Linked DNA regions of Mus musculus: all the other regions are linked to region 1. The links are chromatin loops, found by intact Hi-C in ENCODE. Cell type or tissue: heart. All regions are shown on one strand.

What was found. Peaks named below come from ENCODE experiments on the same cell type or tissue, not always from the same donor. Only the 100,000 strongest peaks of a DNase experiment are listed, where the experiment ranks them.
Region 2: it touches region 1 in a loop (5-fold over the local background); 18 of 42 quality-filtered maps call a loop at or near these places.
Region 3: it touches region 1 in a loop (3-fold over the local background); 20 of 42 quality-filtered maps call a loop at or near these places.

The regions. Positions count from the first base shown.
Region 1 is chr19:10,254,309-10,262,308 of GRCm38, reverse strand. Dagla (diacylglycerol lipase, alpha) reads left to right here. Exons shown (of 20, transcript NM_198114.2): 9 at 1,534-1,658; 10 at 5,338-5,491; 11 at 5,929-6,012; 12 at 6,108-6,185; 13 at 6,568-6,648; 14 at 7,360-7,502. Among named protein-coding and RNA genes, the nearest start is that of Myrf, 18 kb to the right of the region's middle. In heart, a CTCF peak has its summit at 3,728 (motif pointing left); a DNase peak (open chromatin) is centred at 3,768; H3K27ac peaks cover 251 bases; H3K27me3 peaks cover 3,329 bases.
Region 2 is chr19:10,483,599-10,491,598 of GRCm38, reverse strand. It overlaps a transcript of Ppp1r32 not described here. Among named protein-coding and RNA genes, the nearest start is that of Ppp1r32, 4.7 kb to the right of the region's middle. In heart, a CTCF peak has its summit at 4,981; no DNase peak of the experiment used is centred here; H3K27me3 peaks cover 6,423 bases.
Region 3 is chr19:10,431,243-10,439,242 of GRCm38, reverse strand. Syt7 (synaptotagmin VII) reads right to left here. Exons shown (of 12, transcript NM_001373944.1): 7 at 3,558-3,693; 8 at 1-91. Among named protein-coding and RNA genes, the nearest start is that of Lrrc10b, 22 kb to the left of the region's middle. In heart, CTCF peaks have their summits at 1,589 (motif pointing left) and 3,114 (motif pointing right); DNase peaks (open chromatin) are centred at 2,402, 3,022, 5,152, 5,812 and 1 weaker place; H3K4me3 peaks cover 340 bases; H3K27ac peaks cover 814 bases; H3K27me3 peaks cover 1,714 bases.

The DNA.
Region 1 (8,000 bases):
CTTGACCCCTGCTCCTGGAGATTGCACAGTGCTTTACAGGGACGAGCTGTGACATTATTGCTGCTGCTGCTGCCCTCTCATAGCAGGCAGTGGGGTGTGGTGTGGCCGTTTAAACACCGTTTTAGCAATAGAAACTTTCCTCGAGCACCCTTAATAGAAAGTCTGTGTGTCCTGGCAACGTGAGCCCCATGGTGTGAAGGAAGGCACAGCCCAGGCCAGTGTGGCTGAGGGGGGGAAATCACAGCTGGTAGCCTGGCACAGGAGAGGCAAACTAATTTAGGTGCATCCTTGCTCAGTCACCTCTCTCTGCTACCTGGAGCAAGCCTGCCATCCTCAAAGCCCTCAGGACAGATATAAAATGCCCTAGGCATACCTTGCACGCAGAGCTGCAGTAGGGGGAACTGACCCATCCTAAATCCAGGCAAGCAAGGTGCTGGAAGCTTGGTACCAAATCAGACAGGGCTGGAAAAGTTTTGGCCCTTGGGAATCTGTGTCTTTAGGAAAGGCCCAGGCATCTGTCTCCCCAAAGCAGGCATCACTTCATTTCACCAGCCACATACATATCTAGTCCATTCCCCTAGCCAGCTGCCCGCCACTCACTCGGGCCTTGCCTGGCTGGCTCTTACCACCCCCTGGGGAGGTGCAGAGTCTGCACCTGCCACCTGGCAGAGGCTACCATCGCCCCGCCTCCCTGTCCTGTCACCCAGGGTAATTGCCTCTGCAGCTACTGGCTCCTTCCTGAGTTCCTGAAGAGCAGGCAGAGGGTGCTGATTGAGGCCTACCTGTTTCACTTCACAAGATGACTAATCACCCTCCTTAACTTTTACAAGGTGACTAATTCCCTCCAAGTGCCGCAGTCCTGGTGCCTAGGGGCTGGGGACTGACTGACAGGCTTCGCTGGGACACTGCCATCCCAGCCTCTGACAGCTTGTAGCGCTGACACCAACCATTGAGGGCAGCTGTTGGGCGGCAGACTCCTGGGTTTCAAACTGGCACCTTTCTCTAACATGATCCCAATCTCAGGGAGACAGCCTACCCCAGCCTCAGGAGCCTGGGACTCTGTGAGTCAAGCCCAAGAGGATTAGTGAGCCAGAGACATTTGCTGACCGTTCCCATGCCCAGTGTGGCTTATCTGGTTGCCCATAGACACTCGCAGCCTCAGGCCCTAAGGTTTCACAGGGTTAAGTTCCCAGGACCTGATTGCTAAGGGGTGGGGTGGGGGGAGACTGCCACTCACACCCCATGTTCCCTTCCTTCTTGGGTAAACAAGCCAGGGCTCCAAGTGGTTTTCTGTCCCCAGATCATAAATTCCGAGACAATAATGATAGGATGGATCCCATGAGTATGCTGGCCTGGGTATAGGGAAATAATTGGGCAAATGTAATTAGTGTCTGGAGGGACTGCTCCTCCTTGGGGCCCAGCAGCTGTCCCTCACTGGAGCAAGTAGGCGGGCTCCCACCTCAGGGACTGGTGGTGACTGAGGTATCAGGCAGGAAGGGCAGAAGTCACCACCCTCTGCATCCTGTCTTCCAGCACGAGATGCTACGCTACAAAGAAGTCTGCTACTACATGCTCTTTGCCCTAGCCGCCTATGGCTGGCCCATGTACCTGATGAGGAAGCCCACCTGTGGTCTCTGCCAGCTGGCTCGGTCCTGCTCGTGAGTACACAGCCAGTCCCCAGCCACAGTAGCATATAGCATGGGCTGGAGGGAGGGTGCAGTGATGAACTGGTACCCACTTCCCCTGGAGCTTTGAAACTGCTGTCCTGCCCCTACCTCCTCTCTTCCATATGGTCACTGGGCCACTGGCTTCCTCCTGCTTCCTCCCTGGACTGGAATTTTACAGGCAGACTTTCAGTTGCTGCCTTGGGCAAGTCAGTGTACTTCTGTGAGCCTCAGTTTCTAAATCTGTGAAATGGGATGTGGATACGTCTGTTTTTGAGTGTCTGACTGCTAGTTTTCTTGTCTTTGGGCCATCCTCTGCCCGCTACAGACATTCCCTCCTGCCCACATCTCCCTTCTCTTGGATGCTCTGTTGTGTGCTGCCTCTTTAGAAGAAAGAATTTTCTTGGGAAGTAGGCCCACTCCATGGAGGTCTCTAGAAGTACACCAAGAAGGCACTTTAGTACAAAGTTCTGAGTAAAGAAAAAAAGGCAAGCCGGGCAGTGGTGTCACACACCTTTAATCCCAGCACTCAGGAGGCAGAGGCAGGCGGATTTCTGAGTTCGAGGCCAGCCTGGTCTACAAAGTGAGTTCCAGGACAGCCAGGGTTACACAGAGAAACCCTGCCTCGAAAAACCAAAATAAAGAAGGCCTGGACCCAGATCCGACCTGTAGCTCACTCCACCCTCAGCCCTGCTCTCATGGAAAAGAGGTGGGGCTCTGTGCTTTAAAGTGGGCCAGAGAAGGGCTTTGGAAGGACCCTGCCCTTCTCTGGTGTCTCCGTCCTCAGTCCATGACAGGCAGAAGCAGGACAGTTCCCCGGGCTCCTGTTCCAGAAAAGTGACCTAGTGGGCAGTGCCTCTGTTCTCCGTGCCTCCTCCCAGAGGCGACCGCATCCATGCCTGCTGCACAGTGCCTCCACGTGGACCGTGTTCTCATTCTCCCCAGCTGAGCAGAGAGGACCAGGTCACTGTGTGCTCCTCCCATCTCTGCCAAGTGCACATGCTTGTCACTTTCCCTGCAATCCTGGGACACTGGACATCCTGAGTCTGGATGGAGAGATTCTCAAGATGAGCTCTGAGCCAGGAGCCCCTAGGCCTGTGCTTAGATGGGCCCTCTCCATTTCCCAGGAGCCTGTTTCCCCGGTTCTAGCAGGTGCTATTAGCCCATAGGACAGTTCCAAATCACAGAGCCGCTGGCTATGGGGCTCTGAGTGCTTTGGAGACAGTGGAAATATCAGCTCCTGCATGAGCCAGTACTGAAATGGCAGAAGACAGAGTCCTCAGCTTTGGTGGGGCACAGTCAGGTCCAGGACTCTTGAAAGAATGAACCTAGGGTGGGGTGGAGTCAAAGCCACAAAGTGTGGGGATAATTGGAGACAGAGATCGCTGGGTACCGTACTTAGCATCTGCTATCTGCCTGCTGCTTGTCACTTCCATGGACTCTCAGATCCTGAACTTTGGTTGTCTGCCACAGTGGGTGACACATCACACTTTGTAAGGGCCTATTTTGTGTGGAGAGTGGAGTGGGACAAGGGGATTGGCCTAGGGGACAGGCTGGGGTCTAGTAGTTCTGGGAAGCAGCAGTCAGTGCTGACTCTGACAGGAAGACGCCAAGGCTTATCTGGACCATGGTTACAGAATCAGAATGTGAAGTAGCAGGAAAGATTGGAACCCAAGTCCTGCTGCTCCCCTACCTCATTTGAGCCTTCTGCTCAGCTGAGGGAAGAGGGGAACTTCCTGAAGTCTTGAAGGTAGGACCTTGAGCCAAACCTGCCACCACTTACCCTGATGGTGGCTTCTCCAGGCACAGCTCTAGGATGAGTGTCCTGTGTGTTGTATCCTATGTATGGGGCAGTTCCTGATCCAAAGCTCAGGCAAGCTCAAGTCTTGACTTGACTCTGGGGTTTCTCGATGAGGCCTCTCCCTGTTGGGAAGTCACAGTCCCACAGGCGCTGCTCTGAGAAGACAAACACCTCACAGGAAATGTCAATTCAAGACGGCCTGCAGCCCAGTTATACTCGCCCCCAGCTCTGGATACCAATCTGTTGGGTGCTAGCTCCCCCTGGTGGCCTGAGAAGCAGATGCTTATTTTTCTCCAACCTGTCCCTGCCTCCATCCCCAGTGGAATGAGCAGTTCAGCCCTGGCTCATCTACCCTGGGGAGTGTCCTGTATGCCTAACAGGCTTGGTGATCGGGGAAACATCTGTGACTAGCACAGAGCAGACCCTGCCCTGTGTAACACCTGCCACAGTGGTACACAGATGAGGGACTCTGGGGCAGGTCAGCGGAGCACATGGATGCTATAGAGGGACAGAGCTGAGTGCTAGACCAGGGGTCAGGTCAGGACTGGCCCTGTCAGAGAGGTACCTGGAGTGGAGCTCACTGTAGGGTCTCATTTGGATGGAGACTAAAGGGTATGGGGAGGATAATGTGCATAGAATCTGGTGGGGGAAGAGGAAGGAAAATTAAGATCCGTGTAGATGAGGGGTGTGTGGAGGTCGGGCAGATGAGGCCCAATGGGGCAGATCCCGGAAAGGACTCAGACCTTTATGATGAGAAGGGGAGCGTCTCTGTGGGACCCTAAGAGGAAACGTGACAGTGGCTCGATGTGCCGTCACAGGGTCCCTCCATGTGCTACTGAGTTGGTAGAGTGGGGACAAAGGTAGACAGGGGAGAGGAGGTCGGTCTGCGCTCAAAGAGGATGGGAAAGGACAGCAGGCAGGTTTGGTTTTAAATGTTACTAGGGCCAGTTGTGATGGCGCACGCCTTTAATCCCAGCACTTGGGAGGCAGAGGCAGGTGGATTTCTGAGTTTGAGACCAGCCTGGTCTACAGAGTGAGTTCCAGGACAGCCAGGGCTACACAGAGAAACCCTGTCTCGAAGACAAAAAACAAACAAACAAATGTAGGAAGGGAAGCTGGCTCAGTTGGTAAAGCACTTGCCTTGCAAGCACAAGAACCTGTGTTCAATACCCATCACTCGAGTAAAAGCCAGAGTCTGGTGCTCTACAACTATCATTCCAGCCTGGAAAGCCGGTCTTAGTCGGGCATGGTGGCGCACGCCTTTAATCCCAGCACTCAGGAGGCAGAGGCAGGTGGATTTCTGAGTTCCAGGCCAGCCTGGTTTACAGAGTGAGTTCTAGGACGGCCAAGGCTACACAGAGAAACCCTGTCTGGAAAAAAAAATGTGACTGGGAGAAGCTGGTATGATAGTCAGGGAACCATCAGTACAGCTACGGGGAGATGCCACGCAGGAGTCCAGTAAGGTGCCTTTCGGAGGTCTGCAGTGGGTCTACTGCTGTCCTACGTGACTTTATGGAAAACACATGAAGTAGGCTGCTAGAGGGGAGGGAGGTCCAGGCTAGACCCAGGACCTTGAAGATGAAGGGCAAGCTGGAGACGAGGCTCGGCCTGGGAAGAAAGAAGAGCGGTGGGATCTGCAGCCAAGAGGGGAAGATTCATGGTCCAGGTAGCGTCGTGTGTTAGGAGACTGTGTGATGAACTAGTTCGTGGTTTGACCACTCAGTGGTCACCAGGGCTTCACAAGGGTAATTAAAGGAGACAGATAGGGTGGGGCTGAAGCCCCACCTGGAGCCACTTCCAGAGAAGATGGAAAGGAAAAAACATCACTCCACTGGTGCTGCCTGCCCTGAGCTTTCTGCCACCCCATTCCAGGTGCTGTCTCTGCCCTGCACGACCCCGATTCGCCCCTGGGGTCACCATTGAGGAAGACAACTGTTGTGGCTGCAACGCAATCGCTATCCGCCGTCACTTCCTGGATGAGAACATGACTGCTGTAGATATTGTCTACACCTCCTGTCACGATGCGGTGAGGGACCAGGCTGGGGCCCAAGGTCCTCTGGGGGCCACCGGGGACCAGGCCACCAAAGACACTCCTCAGGCCAGTGGAGCTAGCTATGGTTTCAGTGTATAGACCAGAGATGGCCTCCTCCATTTTGGTGCCTGAGATTCACACTGCCTCAGACTAATGGGAGAAATAAATGCCAGCATGAAGGCCTCCAGGCTCAGCCTTAAGGGACTAGAAGCGACAGGAGGCACTGGGGAGAGGCAGTGAGCCACTTGGACTGAGCACAGGTCTGCCTGAGGCAGAGTGGAATGGAAGGGCTAGGTACCCAAGAATCCTCAGTGACCTCCAGGAACCCTGGCTTTGACAGGTGTTAGGGACCCTGTGGCCCATGGGGAGTTTCATCACCATAGTCTGGCCTCATTCTGGGGTCACTCAGGCTCATGAGCTGGTACTCCTAGGTCTATGAAACTCCCTTCTACGTAGCTGTGGACCATGACAAGAAGAAAGTGGTGATCAGTATCCGGGGAACACTGTCCCCCAAGGTAACTGCCCATGTGTCTACTCCACAGGCCCCAGTACCTGCTGCCCTTGCCTGTTCTCCTCAGACACCTCTTACCTGCCTTTTTCTTTCCCCAAGGATGCCCTGACTGACCTGACAGGCGATGCTGAGCGCCTCCCTGTGGAGGGACACAGAGGCACCTGGTTGGGCCACAAGGTATCAAGCTCAACGCCCTGAGGTTCCCCCACCTTGCCCTCATCCCTGACAGCACTCTGGTGCCTGTGGTTGGCAGGGCATCTTCCCTTGTCAGAGATCAGTCAGAAGGATGTGGTTTATTCTGCCTGCCCACTAAGGCCTAGGGAGCTCAGGGCCTGTCCCTAGAAGCATCTGGGCAGGCAGCTGGGGGGATGTCACTCCTGTTTGTATCAGGCAGATATCCCTCTGAACCCCTGTTTTCCCATTTGGAAAATGCAATTGAAAATGGAGCCAACGAAGTACCCACCAGCCCTCACGGCCTGTTTGTGGAGGGACAGAAGGGGCGCTGGCTGTTCTGGTCCCAGAGGCTTCCCAACAGCCCTGCTCTGCTCCTCCCCGCCAGGGCATGGTACTCTCAGCTGAGTACATCAAGAAGAAGTTGGAGCAGGAGATGGTCCTGTCCCAGGCCTTTGGGCGAGACCTGGTGAGTTGTCCATGACATTCCATCCTGAAGAGGAGGGGTGGATGATGGCACCCCCTTCCCCAAACACTAGCTGCTGTCCCTCCCTCCCACATTCCCAGCTCCTTCTTGCTGGCTCCACCCTGCCCCATCCTACCTCCCAGGCCCTGTTTCTCAATGTATCCTTTCTCCAGACTCTGCATCCCAATTCCCAAATGTGTATTCTGCCAGTCTTGTGGTCAGGACCACATGTTGCAAGAAATTTTACAGACTAGTGACAAGAAGAGCTACAACTAGGGAGAAGGCTACCCCTGAGCTGGATGGCAGCCCGAGTCAGCCCAGCCACTACTCCTAGTAACTCCTGAGGATGCTGCCACCCCCCCATCCCCAGGTCTCATACTGTAGGCTAGTGGAGGAATAAGGACAGGTAACCAAATTATTATAACTGTAATCATCAGAGTGAGGGCAATGCCGAGGACAGGGGGAGCTGTTTCTGGGAAATCAGGGAGGGCTTCCTTGAGGAGGGAATTTCTGAGCAAGGCTTTAGCAGATAAGTAGGAGTTTGTGAAAACAGTCTCACCAAGCCTTTGCTCTGTGAGGACCTAGCTTGACTCTCTCTCAGCCCTAGCAACCATGCTGGACAGCATGATCCCAGGACTCTGAGAAGACCTCTCATCCTCCCAGTGTCAGCTGGGAAACTGAGGCAGGACTCTCAGGCATCTCTTGGTTCCCCAGGGCCGTGGAACCAAACACTATGGCCTGATTGTGGTAGGCCACTCCTTGGGAGCAGGCACAGCCGCCATCCTCTCCTTCCTCCTGCGCCCCCAGTACCCGACCCTCAAGTGCTTCGCTTACTCCCCACCAGGAGGCCTGCTAAGGTAAGCAGCTTGGGGCCTCAGAGCTGGCTGGAGCAACCAGGACCCTTGAGAGCCGTGGGCTGACTTGGGCTGGCCAGGACTGGGAACTGGTGGTTGGACTGGGCAGCCCAGCTTCTGATACAGGATGCCTGGGAATGGCATAGGACAGCACTGTGGTAATAGGATGGGGGCTTTTCTTTTTTAGATCTATCTATCTATCTATCTATCTATCTATCTATCTATCTATCTACCTACCTACCTATTCTATGTAAGTACACTGTAGCTGTCTTCAGACACTCCAGAAAAGGGAGTCAGATCACTACGGATGGTTGTGAGCCACCATGTGGTTTCTGGGATTTGAACTCAGGACCTCTGGAAGAGCAGTCAGTGTTCTTTGTTTTGTTTTGTTTTGGTTTGGTTTTTGTTGTTTTCTGTTTTTGTTTTTTTGTTTTGTGTTTTGGTTTTTCGAGACAAGGTTTCTCTGTATAGTCCTGGCTGTCCTGGAGCTCACTTTATAGA
Region 2 (8,000 bases), 230 kb before region 1:
CTATCCCTAGCACCATAAAATAAAAGCAAGTAAGTTAAGATTATGGTGTTTGGGCCAGGATATGTCATAATGAGTTAGAGTGCTTATTGTGAGAGCTTGATGATCTGAATTTAAGTCCTCAGAGCCTGTGTAAAACTGGGTTCAGTGAGAGTGGATCTGAAGCCTCAGTGCCTATAGCAAAATGGGAGCTGGAGACAGGAGAGTCCCCTAGAAGTTCTCCAGCCAGGAACTGGACTGTGAAGTACTCGTGCACAATGAGAAGGACTTTGCCTCAGACAAGGTCAGCGTGAAGGGCTGACACCTGAAGCTGTCCCCTGAGGGGTTTGATCTCTATGTTCATGCTATGGCTCACAGGCATCTCCCTTCACCCCCAAACACATACGTGGTGATGCCTCAATCACTCAGTCAGCCAATCAATGTTGAAGATAACAATTCACAAAAGTCATGATGGGCTGAGTTGTATATAATGACGCCGGAACTTGATGGCTCCTAGCAGCACATATCTGCTTCTTGCTTGTGTCATGTGTCATCGAGGGCTGACTGTGGGTTTGGCAAGACATCTTTATCACCATCACCCTGGTCTTCCCACAGACAGAGGCTCACTCCGTGTGCTCATGTGGGAACCCTGCAGGTGACAGACAGGAATGTTCTAATGGGTTCAGGCTGTGTTTTAGTCCGTTTTCTGCCGCTATCACAGAATACCACACACTAAAATCAATTAGAAACAGAAGTTTATTTAGTTTACTGGAGGCTGGGAAACCCAGAGTAGGGTGCAACATCTGGGGTGCAACATCTGGTGATGGAGACAAGCTCATGTTCTCCTGCTTAAATGGTAAGCACTTTACTGACTGAGCTGTAGCTGACTAGCAAGCTCCAGCATCCTCTTACCTCTGCCTTTCAAGTGGTTGGATTTCAGGCACAAGTCACTACACCCAGGTTTTTTTGTTTTTTGTTTTTTGTTTTTTGTTTTTTGGTTTTTGGTTTTTGGTTTTTGGTTTTTTTTTTTTTTTTTTGGTTTTTGGTTTTGGTTTTTGGTTTTTGGTTTTTGTGTTTTTGGTTTTTGGTTTTTGTGTTTTTGGTTTTTGGTTTTGTGTTTTTGGTTTTTGGTTTTTGGTTTTTGGTTTTTGGTTTGGTTTTGGTTTTTGGTTTGTTTTTGGTTTTTGGTTTTTGGTTTCTGGTTTTTGGTTTGTTTTTGGTTTTTCAAGACAGGGTTTCTCTGTGTAGACCTGGCTGTCCTGGAACTCACTCTGTAGACCAGGCTGGCCTCAAACTCAGAAATCCGCCTGCCTCTGCCTCCCGAGTGCTGGGATTAAAGGTGTGCGCCATCACACCCGGCCCACCCAGCTTTTCAAAAATATGTATAGTTTATGAGAGGGGGGGCAGGAGAGAGAGAGAGAGAGAGAGCTTTTTGTTTAACAGACCCTTTTGAGATTGAAGCAGCCCATCCTGCAGGGAAGATCCTTAATCAGGATGGTTAGAAGACTCAAAATAGCTTCAGGAAGTCCCTAAAACTGACCAGATTCACTAGGCCTCTCTCTGCCAGCTATAAAAGCTGAGAGTTCCTCTCAGACAAGACAAGCTGCAAAAAAAGACTGAAACCAGATCAGGTTCCTGGAAGAAGCAGAAACTGGCCAAGCTGCCTGGAAGAGGTTTAGACCATTGGAGGCACTTGGAAAGAACACTCCTGAACGTGTTGAGATGCCAGCAGCCTGTGTACTGTGCTTCTAGTCCCCAGCTTTTTGTGAGCTGTCACCCATACTGGGGTGGGCCTTGATGATGTAGCTGTCTGAGTCATTCCTGCCCCTGTAAGCCACCCCTCACTCACACGCCTGTAAGTAACCCCAGTAAAACTCATTGGCTCACCAAGTTGCACTTTGGTCAAGATACCTATCCGGCTCTTTGGTCTGCAGGGCGCTACCTATCCAGGGTGTGACCCCCTCCCCCGTGAAAAGTTTGGTCACACATGTCTGTGGTGCCCATGGAGGTCGGATGGCAATCAGGGTTCCTGGAACTGGAGTAGAGATGGTTATGAACCATCATTCGGCACAGGGAACTGAACCTGGGTCCTCTGCAAGAGCAACAGGCACTGAGCCATCTCTTCAGTCCTCCCCTCCTTTTAAAAAATGTGGGTTCTGGGACTAGTCCTTAGGTCCTGGCACACATGCAACTGACTGACCCGTCACCCCAGGCTCTCACAGCACTTTTGAAAGGATGGTCCTGTGCTGGCACTCCTGCCACACTGAGGCTGACTGGTCCCAGTGCAGAGAAACTAAAGATGGAGCCCTGTTCACTGGCACCTCTATACATATAACCAGTCTACTCAAACAGTCACATCATCGGCCACTCCTTAGAGTCCATCGTGTGGGCACTATTCAGACTTCCCTTCACTCTTTGGCCGTATCGTCTCTCTTTTCTCAGCCCAGCAAGCAGTCACCTCCTACTGTCCTGATGAGGACAAGTCTCCTTGGCTATAGTCCATGACAGATGCAAATGCATCCCCATGACTCCCCAAAGCTAGGGCTCTTTTTAACACACACACACACACACACACACACACACACACACACACACACACACACATATATATATATAAAGCTTTATCTATTATATGTATGTGAGTACACTGTAGCTGTCTTCAGACACACCAGAAGAGGGCATCGGGCCCCATTACAGATGGTTGTGAGCCACCATGTGGTTGCTGGGAATTGAGCTAGGCTCTTGTAATTTATATTTATTTATTTTCTTTTAGAATTAAGGTTTCATGTAGCCTAAGCTGACCTTGAGCTCACTATGTAGCAGAGGATAACCTTGAACTTCTAAGATCCTCCTGTCTCAACCTCCTGAGTGATATGAGTGCAGGTGTGTGCCTTTGTATCCTGGCATCAGCAGTTTTATACAGTGCTGGGGATCGAACTTGGGACCTCATGAGTGCTAAGCAAGCACTCTACCAACTGAGCTACATGCACATCCCCCTGCTTCCCACTTGTGGTGCTTTTCTCTTGTGAATTGTTTGCCCGGGCCATTTGAAGGTCTGGGAGACAGGTAAAGAATCAAAGCCAGTTATAGTGGTATACACTTTTTAGAAACAATGTATGGATTTTTATTTTATGTACATTAGCATTTTGCCTGCATGTACTTCTGTATGAGATTGTTGGATCCCCTGGAACAGGAAATACAGACAGTTGTGAGCTTCCATGTGAGCACTGGGAACGGAACCTGGGTCCTCTGGAAGACAGCCAATGATTTCAACTGCCAAGCCATCTCTCCAGCTTTTGCATGCACTTTTAATCCCAGCACTTGGGAGGCAGAGGCAGGTGAATCTCTGAGTTCTAGGCCAGCCTGGTCTACAAATCAAGTTCCAGGATAGCTAGGACTATTACAGAGAAACTCTGTCTTGAAGAACAACATGAGATCTGACCAAACAACCAGCCATACAAACAAAGGATTAAAAAGTATGCCATCAAAAGTAAGGTTCTTAAGAATTTGGAAGCCGGGTGGTGGTGGCGCGCGCCTTTAATCCCAGCACTTGGGAGGCAGAGGCAGGCGGATCTCTGAGTTTGAGGCCAGCCTGGTCTACCCAGTGAGTTCCAGGACAGCCAAGGCTATACAGAGAAACCCTGTCTTGAAAAAAAGTTTGGAGAACTCCTGACACAATCCGTGAGGTGTTTTCAAAGCGGTTAGCAACATAGTCTCGGGGGCAGTCAAACTTGCTTCTAACAGTGCTGCTTCCTTTACGAGCTGTGTGCCTCAGTTTTTTCATCCATGGAATGGAAGATCTGATCCTTTCCACTTGCACGTGGTAAGGTTTAGATGTGCTAATGTGTGGGAAATGATGAGGATGGTGCCTGGTACCCAGCAAATCCTGAGTCAGCCTGTGAGGCTCTTGCTTGACTGCCCCTGTTGGATTGCTCTTCCATTAAGCTGGGATCTACTGGCCCGTCTCTTCCTAAGAGCTCTGCACTCCGAGATCAGCCATCAAGATGCACCAAGCAAGGTCAAACCACACATGCTTGATGGTGTGACATCTTACATGCTCCATTTAACCCTCTTAGGGGGAACCTGCAGCCCAGAGCATAAATATCTACCTCAGTCAGATCTAGAAAAGGGAAGGATGTTGTTTTCCAGCCTGAGGCAGCCATTACTTTACAAAGCCATTAAGTTGAACCAAGTGGTGTCAGAGCTCACCGCTGCAGCCCCAGCACTCTACAGAGTATTACCCGGCAGGAAGGGAATGGATTCCCCAGTTAAAGCTGCATTCTGATCCAAGTCCCACCCCTTCCTGCCTGTGAGACTCTACTTGGCCTCCCCATTTGTAAGATAGGCTTATTAGCAATAATTTCTCCCTGGTAGGGCCAGAGTAAAAAATTGATGAGATGCAGCATGGAGAAGACTGGGAGTGTAACTCCGTTGACAAAGTACGGACGCAAAATCCTGGGTTCAAACCCCCAGCAGCGTATAAACTGAGCACTATAGCCTATGCCTGTGATCCCAGCCCTTGGAAGGTGGAGAGAGCGGACTCACAAGTTCAAGGCCATCAGTAGCTATGCTGCAAAGTAGACCCGAAGCCCTGTCTCAAAAGTAAAAAACCAGGAGATGATTCCTAGGTGGGTGTCCAGCCCAGGGGTAGCAGTTGATGAATAGAAGCGATTATGGGAAGAAAATGGGGTGATGTGGGTCCTGGATTTTTAACCTAGATTGAAAGGATTTGTTGTTAGTCAGCTTCTCTGTAGAGATGGAGAAACCTGGGGATTCAGATGACAGATGAGCGGGCCAAGTTACACAATTAGCTACAAGGACCTTCATCCATGTGGGCAGCCCTTAGGCTGAAGCCTCTCACGAGATCCAGGCCTGTCCAGTTTTCTCAGAAGAGTGGGTGTGTAGGAGTGCATAGGTGAACCAGGCTTTAGCCATCGTCCACTCTGCGGATGCATCCAAGGAACCTCAGGTCTATGGACATCCTCACTTGCAGTTCTGCATTACAACCATTAGATGTCGCCACACAACAAAAAACAAGGTCTGCAGCAACCTGGGACTGCCAGCCCTAAGCGGTGGTTGGCCACTTTTGTCAGCTCCAGAAGCCCAGGATTCTCTGAAATTCTATCTAGAACTTCCCTCCCACGTCTCTCCCCTGTACAGGATCCAGCCACACATACTCGGTCCCAGAAGCCAGGCTGAAGACCGCTCACCATTTGCTGTTACCTTCCTGGCGGAGTGTTCACCGGATTGCCAGACATGGCCATCAGGTATTTTACTTCACCAAAGACTTTGACCCTGTGAGTCAGACATGTCATCTCAGCTTGCAGACACAGAGACAGGCTCAGAGAAGTCCTACAGAGGAGATTTTGAGCTCAGTCTCCCTAAGAGAACTTTCTTTCGACCCATCACACGACCTTGTCTGAGATCCAGTGGAATTCCTGTCTTTATCTGTTTGGCCCAACCCTTTGCCTAGTGTCTTGGGAGATGGCTCAGTACGTAAAACACTTACCCCACAAGCAGGATGGCCTGAGTTTGGACACTTAGAAACCATATATAAAGCTATGCATGAGAGAAGAATCTTTTAATTCTTCCCATGGCAGGATGGGAGACAGAGACAGGCAGATTCCTGGAAGCTCAGGGACCAGATAGCACGACTTATGTGGTAAAGTTCCAGACCAATGGGAGACTGGGTATCAAAAATATGTGGAAAGAGCCTACAATGGTTAGTGTTCAGTTGTCATCGTGACAGGACATAGAATTTACTGGGAAATGGGCCACAGGGTCATATTGCTTTGTTTTTTGATACAATCTCTCTCTCTCTCTCTCTCTCTCTCTCTCTCTCTCTCTCTCTCTCTCTCTCTCTCTCTCTCTCTCTCTCTCTCTCTCTCTCTCTCCAGGCCTGTCTGTCTATCCTGGAAATAGATACATAGATAGGGCTTCAAACTCACAGAGGTATCCCTCCCTCTCTGCCCCTGGATTAATTGATGTGGGAAGATCTATTAAAATTAAGGATGAGACCGTTCCCTGGCCAGGGAGGGTACCCTAGACCGTATAAAATGGAGAAAGCTACCTGAACGGTAGAATGTATTCACTTGCTGTCTTAGAGGGCATAGGATTTCCTGGAGCTGGAATTACAGATGACTGTGAGTCACCTGAAATGACATTCTCTTCAAGAATGGAAAGTGCACTTAACTACTAAGCCACCTTTCCGGGCTCCGCTGTCTGCTATCTGCTTGTGCATGCAATGAGACCAGCTACTTCAGGTTTCTGTTACTTTGAATTCTCTGCCATGCAGGACTATACCCTTGGACCTGAATAAGCCCTTTGTCCCTAGAGTTGCTCTTTTCAGAGTATTTTGTCACAACAACAGGAAAAGAAACTGAGACAGTGGCTAAGTTCAGACACTAAGGCTGCCCGTTGACATGCACATGCATGCATACATACATTTACACACACACACACACACACACACACACACACACACACACACACACATACACACACACACACCATCTGGCTGGGATGGTTTGAATATGCTTGGCCCGGGGAGTGACACTATTAGGAGGTGTGACCTTGTTGGAGTAGGTGTGGCTTTGTTGGGGTAGGTGTGTCATTGTGGGAGTGAGCAGCCTTCAGAAGAAGATGTACAACTCTCAGCTCCTCCTGCACCATGCCTGCCTGGACACTGCCATGCTCCCACCTTGATGATAATGGACTGAACCTCTGCACCTCTAAGCCAGCCCCGGTTAAATGCTGTCCTTATAAGACTTGCCTTGGTCATGGTGTCTGTTCACAGCAGTAAAACCCTAACTAAGACGCCACCTCTCTCCAGAGTTTTCCCCTAACCCAGTAGATGGCCTTTATCTACTGGTGCTTGGCTAAGTGGTTCACAGTAACCTCCATTTTCCAGGAGGGACTGGAAACACATGCCCTGTATCAAGTCTCATATGTATTCAGTGACAAAGCCAGAGCTTGTGTCATGTCTGAGCTCATGATTCTGAGCTCAGGCTTTGACCTCTTCTCCAGGGGTGCCTTTGCTCTTTGCCCTAAGTGGGCCCCACCAGTGGCAGTCGCAATCTTACCATGTTTCATGTATGGAGCACCCATGAGCCTCTTTGTTGGAAAGCTGGGAGCTGCTTATTGGAGGCAAGGCTGCGTGCGTTCAGTCCTCTGGCCCGGTAACAGAGTCATGACTTTGGAGGGGGAGAATTCAGTGGGCCTCAGTTTGTCCTGAAGCCCTCCTAGACCATGATAACTTCTGAATCCGGAGTAAAGTGTGCTCGTGATCCCTGGTGCTGGTGGGGCTGATGTGGGATGTAGTAGGATTTGTTTCATGTGCCTGGCCCATATATGTGCTTATATCCTAGGCAGCACAGCCCCTTTCCCTCGGTCTTCCTTTTCTTCTGGTATCCCAGAAGAGAAGCTCACATTCTTGTAATAGCTAAAGGTTGGAAATCTACAGGCTGGCTGTTAAGCCCTGCTGTGTTAAAAGTTAAATTATTTAGCTGAGCAGTGGTGGCACATGCTTTTAATCCTAGCACTTGGGAGGCAGAGGCAAGTGACTTGAGTCCAGTATGGTCTACAGAGCAAGTTACACAGCTAGGGCCACACAGAGCAACATTGTCTCAAAAAATACCAAAACAAAAACAAAACCCAGAACCAAACAACATCAACAACAAAACCAACCAACCAAACAAACAAACAAAAACTAAAACAGTATTTAAGGTTCCCATTTGGGACACTGAACTGGCTGTTTGCAAGTAGCCATGATGGTGGAATTGGCAGATACTGAGCAGAGTTCTTCTCCACCCCTGGAGATCCAACTGTCACAATGTTTACAAGACTGAAAACCAACTTGAGGCTTGCATGCTGTTAACTGAAGTCTCTGCAGAGCTGGCCGGGAGCCTTTAGACCACAGCTTGCAAGTAAGTACCAGTGTTGCCCCTTCCTTTCAGCAGGTGTTGAACCCCTATCACCAGTCCTAAGTCACATACTTGACTAAGATAAGAAGTGACAGTGTAAAG
Region 3 (8,000 bases), 180 kb before region 1:
GGAAGTTGTAGCCAACACTGAACTGGATTCGGCCCAGGTTCTCTCGGCTGCAGCCCTCGTGGGCCTCATCCTCCTCAGAACCCGGGGAGAGCTGCAAGGGAAAAGATGGCGGGTTGGTGGGGATCCTGTCTACCAGGCTCCTAAGCAACATGTCAGGGTCCAGAAACCTGTCTGGACTGGAGGCCTGCTAGCCAATGTCTCCTTATTGCAACATGTGGCCAGCTGGGGTGGTGTCCTATCACATTCATGGCCAGTGGAGGATGTTCAGGCTCTGAGAGCCCTGCCTTAACCAGAAAGGGAGGGGAACAGGGCCAGGATGGCTCTACCTCCTGGATGGACCCCAGAGTCATGAGCAGGACAGCCAGCTTTCCCACCTCCTCTTGAAACTGTCTCTAAGAGTCACCCTAAGCTGGCCTGGCCTTTTCTCCTATTCCAGCCCTACAGACTCATGGGAGGCACACCAACTCTTATAAAGGGGCTTTCTGGGGGCCGTGGATGATATAGTTTACAGGATAGGAAAGGCAAGTGTTCAGATGAGGAGAGGCTGAGACACCAGGGGCATGACTGAGATAGGCTTGCCAGGATGTCCCCAGGGACTCTGACTGAAGCAGGCTGGGGTCTCTGGGGACTGAGGTTGTACCTCCAGGCTATGCCTGTCCCTTGTCTCCATTCCTCAGAATAGATACCTGACAGGTATGGACAGCAGTGGTGGCCACAAGGAAGGGTTGAGTGTCACATTTTCATTGGAAACGGAAGGGGGGCAGTTGGGGCTCTCCCAGCTGGGTTATCATTCTCTAAGAATAATGGAAGGCCTTGAGGTCCTACCCTGCCCAGTCAGGGGCCCTGCTGGCCTGGGTATTTTATGGTCTACATCTCCTTAGTTGATAGAAAGGAATCAGGAATGGACCCCAGGGAATTGCAGGTAGGATGAAATGGTAGGCACTTGCCTTCTCCCCACATTCCCTCAGAAAATCTTTGCCCCCACCCTGCTTCTTGGAGAGGCAACCCCAGCTCTTCCACACAGTATCACAGTGACATAAGGCAGACAGAGGCACATACCATGGTGAAGTCTCTTACGTCACCTTCTCATGGCCAGGCCAGGCGGCTGTCACTCACCTCTTGCTGAGGAGACTGGCTCAAAGAGGTTAAATTACACGTACAAGCTTTCATAGCAGTAAGGACCCTCTCTGACTTCAAGCTCCACTCAACAGGCCCAGCCCCCAAGTCACAGGAAGGCCCTCCCCACAGCCACTGAAAGCAAAGACCTGCCTGCACCACTGAGAAGTGTCCAAGATACATTGGTGATGGAAAATACGCCCACGGGTCAGCCACCTGCCACACACTAACTCTCCCCTGTGCTTGGCCTCTTCTGTGTCTTACTCTACCCTGAGGCAGGCACTGGTATGTTCAAAGTTTGGCTTGGAGCACACAGATTTCAGGTCACTCACCTCAAGTCCAATGACTGAATGGCTAGTCATAACTTGAAGTCAGGTTTGTGGCCAGCAACTGTGGGTTCCTGGCTACTTGTCTTGGCTCCTGAACTTAGACCTTAGTTTGAACTTGACCTTGGGCTCCATCCAGTGGCTGAATGGGGATTGCACTGTGTGTGTTTGGGACTGGGGCTCATTTAGCCCATAGGGCCTCTAATGCTCTCTGTTGAAAAGATGTTCTTGAACTTGTGACCCCTGTCTCTATCCCCTGACTGATGGGTCACGTGCCACCACACCTAGTTGATTAGGTGCTAGGGACCAAACAGTGCTTCATGCCAGGTGAGCACTCCACCACCTGAACTACACTTAGGCCCATTGCTGATGCCTCTGCTTAGTCCCTGGCTGATCTCATAGCCCACAGGCTCTATCCTAGGCCCACTCAGGATGTGGCTTCCTGATGTCCTCACATCCTAAGCTCGCAGCAGTCATCTTCCCCTGAACTTTACTTCCAGAACCTGCATTCGGGGAGGGGGGTTGGGGACCATGGAACTTAAGACTGTGGGACTCCCAGGAGGGTAAAAGAATTCATGGCACAAGTAGGCAGAGCCAGCCAAAACTACCTGCACCCTCATTCCCTCTCATATTATGGGGGAATCTTAGGCCATTGTAGGTGTGGGTAGCCTCAGCCCCACCTAAGTATGCTCTATCTCATGGAGGAAATCTGGTCTGTCTGGGCAGACTTCACCTCTAAAGGGAAGGAAGCTAAGCACCCACGTGCTTTCTCAAGGCCCAACTCTGAGCTCTAGTAAACAAGCCATTGCCATGGCAACTAGGCTGCCCAACTTTCTCCTCCCCTGCCCCAGCAGTAAGCCTTAAAGGACATCAAGCCAGCCTGTGCCAGGTCCCATGCTCCCTAGAGAGGTTGGTTCTGTCCACTTCTAGGTATCTGACTCCTGGCCCTCAGCCTCAGCAGCCTGGGGTCTGGACAGCACCACAGAGTGAGGTCACAGGTCATACTCTGGCCTGCTTATCTTTACTGTCACTGTTAATATGAATGACCTGGCACTGGCAGAGGACTGGGTAATTAGACTTGCCTTCCCACCTCCGGGCATCTGTGGAGCACACGAGAGAGAGAGAGATGGGCCTGTACTTCCTTCCGCTGCTTGCTGGAGTCTGCCAGCCTCTCCCTCAGGGCAGTAAGGGGCTGGCCAGCTGACTGGGAAAGGGCTGTCCCTTCTGGGAACTTGACTACCGGGAAATAGCACCAATTAGGGGGCTAGGCAATGAGGCAGGGTGGTCTGTGGCAATGGGCTGCACAGAGCAAAAGACAACCAGCCTACACAGAGTTGTAGTTGCAAACGGGCCAAGGGGCATGCAGACGCACGCTCCACCTCAGGCCTGATGCCTGGAAACATGAGTCCTTACCCGGAAGCCTTGTGACTCTGTGTGCACATTGCTACTTGAGATAGGACAGACTGGCAGCCCCGGAAACTGTGAGACCCTGCCTTCTCAGTATGGGAACCCAGTGGAAAGAGAAGGTGCTGGGTCCCCACCATAACCCTCTCTAAGCCTTCCTTCCAGGAACTCCCGGCCCACCAGATCCTTAACTGGTTCTTGTCTGCCAACTTGCCAAGCCTGTCCTTGGGCCTCTGGAAAGAACAAGTAGCTGTAACACATTGGTGCCACCAGGGGGTGTCATGAGAACTGCAGCCTCAGCTAAGGTGAACAACCTAGCCTGGGACTATAAGCCAGTCAGCCACAGAGCAACCGAGGTCACTGGTGGGCTACAAGACCGTCACCCCTGGGATCTCCACCTTACTACCATCTCTGCCATTTTAGGGAAGAGGCATGTGCCTCCATGCCACTGCCCCACAGCTTCTCCTCCCAGGACATTAAAAACATCTTGTATGAGTAGGATTTCCTAGTCTTTTTCTCAGCTCAGAAAAGGACCAAAGGAAGACAAATGAGGAAACTGAGGCACGGAGAGGCATTTCGATGAAAGATGGGGGTGGAGAGGAGCGGGCCTCAGTCAGTCAGCAAAGCCACCTGGCTGGGACTGAGTACCTAAGTCTCTGACTGAGTTGACTACTTCTGGTCCCCCAACAGCCCGTCCCCAACCCTTCTCACCATGAGCATCTCGCTGGTAAGGGAGTTGACGAGGTCCGAGACAGAGGAACGGGTCTCCGTTCTGCGGTCAGACTCATCGTGTGGCGTCTGGCCGGGCACTGGGGCTGTATTCACAGCCTTCCCTCCTGCAGGCAACCTGGAAGTGGGGGTAGGGAGTTCCAGTGAACACAGGCTTCAGGTAGGGCTGGGCTGGGCTCCATGGGCCTGGGTAGCCACAGGATCTTCTCTGAGAAATCAGCCCTTGTCACTTCCTGTGGGCCAGCAGGAGTGAAACCCTTGTTCACAGAAAGCCTGGTGTTTCCTGAAGACTCACAATTGGGGATCATCCTTCTTGAGCCTCTGTCTCAGGTGATTGGCTGAGCTGCCTTGTGGGGGCTGTTTAGAGGGAGCCTGCACACTTCCTGTTACTCCCCAAAGCCCCCCAGCTCTCTGGCTTACATGGCTATTCTCTGAGCTCCTCAGCTCTGCGGAGACCTGTTCCATCCAGTCTGGAAAGGGGAGGCACTAGGTGGCCTGTCCAGGTGTCTCGCCACGTCATTACCCTCTATAAACACTCCACAGCCTCTCTCCCAGAGCCCCACCTGTGTTTGCTCGGCCTGAGCAGAGCCAAGGTGTTCTTCAGCTTATAGCCAAGGTGAGGCGGGGACCACTGTCCACATGGCTCTGTTTGGCAATGTCTCTCTGCTGTGATAAAGTGTTCTTGAGCTGTCTCACTCAGTACCAGCCACGTGCTTGGAATCTCTATATTACATTTGCATGCTGCCAGAGTGAAGCACTGTGCACATGCCTGTATGTGCATATGGATATGCACATGTATATGCGTGTATGTGAAGGCCTTGATTGCCATTCCTCAGGTGCTGTCTCTATTGTTTTTGATACAGGGTCTCTTATTGGTTTGGAGCTTGTAAAGTGTGGCTAGCTGGTGGGTTACAGGAGCCTGCCTGACTTCAGTGCCTCAGCACAGGGTTTCCAAAGCCACTATGCACAGCTTTTCTTTTTACATGGGCTCTAGAGGCTCAGGTCCTTGTGTTTTTACTGACTGAGCCATCACCCCAGCCCTGAGCATTAACGCTTTAATCTGATTTAATACAAGCTCTTTTACCAGCTGAAGATGTAGCTGTATGATAAAGTGCTTGCTTATCCAACATTAATCAAGACCCTATGTTCTATTTCTAACATGGCACAAGAAGTGCCCATTCAGCCTTAACAGCCATTTAGGGCAAGAGATAACCCCGTGAGCCCTAGTCCCCACCCCGTTCCCCACTCACACAACACATTTGATAAGATTCTCACCCAGAGTTAGAGAAAGGCAGGCTGCCACCTAGCAGGCAACCGTGTCCATACCCGATGCCATGCTGGTTCAGGGGGCCGGGATTTCTGGTTTAACAGTCAGGTGGTTAGCCCAGGCTCCATTCAGCTGGGACTTAGGAAGGGACGACTAAGACCCTGCCCAGGGACCAGGCTGGAATGTCTCATGAGGAGGAAAAGGTGGGAACAGGCAGTGAGGAAGAGATGGTGTAGGGCTTAGGGAAGGCTAAAATTAAACAGCTTTGAGAGCACAGAGCCACACAGGCTGGATACAAGCCACATCCCCTGGCACAGACCAGCTTGAAGTACATGGGCGGCCACAGCAGGCAGATACATACATGCTCAGAATATGCCAGGCCCTGGGAAGACACCAGGATCCAACAGCAGGGCGTGCACACACAGACACACATACATACACATAAAAACTCACACAAGCCCAACAGATATCTAGAGTGACAGGGAGAAGACAGCAAAGGCGACAGGCACAGTGCAGCCAGCACCTCTGTGGTAACACACACAGCTGAGGGCATACTTAGATCCCTAAAGGTGGAGGGCGGGGGAGACCCAGCCACGCGAAAGTGTGCATGTGAATTAGAACAAAACAGAAGCAGGAAAGGCAGGGACAGCCGGCCATCAGGTGCACCATACACCTGCTGTTGAGACCCTGGCCTTGCGCTGAGACAGGGCATAACATGTCCACCCACCTGCCTGCCCTCTCCCTGAACACCCTAGAGGTGCGGACACACCAGTGCACAGAGTAGCAGGTACATACAAGCCCACCCCCCCAGGACCACACACACACACATACAGAGACACGTGCTCACACAGACAGGCACGGGGAGGAAGAGGAGACTGAAAATAGCTGGAGAGGTAAAGTCAGGTTAAAAATAGAGCAGGAGAGGAGAGAGCGTGAGATTGACTACTGAAGGTATGAGAAAGTCGGAGTTATTTTGGCCACACCACAGCGTCAGCATAGCTGCAAAGCAGCCTGGGAAAAGATGGTCAGCACCCCTGAAGCTGTCGGAGGTCACAGGACAGAGAGATAGGCATAGGGATCAGCAGAGGGAGAGGCCGAGGGGCTGGTCACTGGCCCAGGGACACCCCTGTGAGGAGCAGATGGAAGGAGGAGACAGAGAGAAGAGAGACAGAGAAAGAGGGGAGAGGCGAAGAAAGGTTAGTCAGACGTGTGGAGAAGGCTGCTGGGTGGACAAGGGGACAAGGAGGAGCGAGGCGGCCGACAGGAGAGGCAGAGAGGAGGCGGGGGACACACAGAGGCGGAAGAAACATGGTGGCTTCGGAGGAGGCGAGCAATGGGGGTGGCCTGGTCCGCTCTGCCCCCCACTCGGGGTGAGGGTGGGGCCACGGTGGAAACCATTTGGATCCCAAGGAGCAAAGGTGAAATGCTGGAAAGATGGCCATGAGAGCGCAGTGGGTGGTGTGGGAGAATGAGTGGGACAGACGGCAAGGGTGGATGCTCCATCCCCCATCCCACTCCTACACCTAAGAGTACCTGAGATAGATGTTGAGGCCCAGGGCTTGGGAGATTCTGGAAGGGAGCCCCCAGGGGACAAAGAAATGTTGAGTGGGTAAGAGGCAGACTGTCCCTAACATCCCCGTACCTTGATAGATACCCATCCTTTCTGTATGAACCCTGAAGTGGCTTCTCCTCACAGAGTGCTCTCGCTTCTCTCTCTCTCTCTCTCTCTCCCCCTCTCCCCCCCCATGAGCCTGTTGCTTAACAGACCAAGGGGACTGAGTGTTTCCTCCAACAGCAAAGACACCTGGTCCAAGGGTCAGCTGGGGTAGAGAGGGCATGATTTAGAGGAAGGGATAGATGAGCCAGCTTGTAGCTATAAGGCCCAGAAGTCAAAGGGTGGATCCCAGAGGTGTGACAGCTTAGTGGGGGCACATATGCTAAGCTATGGGATAGGGGACTTACTAGGGAAGAGTCAGTTGAGGGTAGCCCTTGAAGCTACCCACTCAGAGACACCCCAAGAGCTATGAGAAATGAGTTTCAAATATGGGAGGGCATGAGCAGGTGAGAATGGCATGTGTCCACTGGGAAAGTGGGGCCAGGTGGTGGCAAGGGCCCAAAGCCTCCACCTCCACACCCACCTTTCCCAGGCAGGCAGAGGACAAGCTGATGTCATGATCAGAAGGGATGGGTGTACTAAAATATGGAGACCTGAGTGGCAAGGAGGTATAAATAGGCTGTTGGGTGAGAATGGAGTCGGTTAATTAACACATGGGTGATGTGAAATCTCGTTTCCAGCCTGCATCTGCTCCCTCACGCTTCACACCTTCCCCCTAGCCCTCCCTGGCAAAGGGCTTGGGTTCTTCACAGGCTTTCAGAGGGCTCCAGTCCCCCTTGCATCCTTTTGTCCCTGGTCCCACCCCCCTTGGCTTGTGGCCCTCTGGCCTGCTTAGAGCCCATCTTTGATACCCTGTGGCTTCTGTCAGACCCAGTTAGGTTGGGGGTGGCAGTCTCTGCTACTCCCCCAACCCCTTCTTCACATACACGGGCTCAGGGACTGACACCAGCCGAGGCACCAAGTGGAGGAACAGGTTCTCCCCTCCTACTCGGTAGGGACTTCTGACCCACTAGACATGCAATGTGGATTCAGAGTGGGAAGGGAAGAGAGGGCTGGTCTCCAGAAGCCACTGTGAGATAGCCAGATAGCTGTCAAATACAGCTTATCTCTCCTAAGCTACAGGCCTCTAGCAGCAGCCTGGGGCAGTCCCTTCCTGTCCCTAAAGGCCTTTAATGAGCACCAGGGTTACCAGTCTAAACCTGATCTCTGCTCAGCTCACAGGATCTGACAACTGTCCCGGCCCTAGGGCCCATTTCCTCATTAGAAGCAGTGTGTGTTCCTCGGAGGTCACCCTGCTCAGTGCTTCATTTGACAGAGGCAGATGCAGAGGCCTAGACAGGGTCTCTGACTTGTCTGAGGTCATGGAGCAAGGCTCCGGCTAAACCAATGCTGGCCCACATGCCCTGTCTTTGATCTCATGGAATGCAGAACTGAGCACAAGTAGATGTGAACACAGCCTAAGGCCAGGTCGAGGGAACAGGCAGGTAAGGACTCCACCTTTGGGAGTGCTAATAAACCCTGCGACCTTCAACCCTCCCTTTAC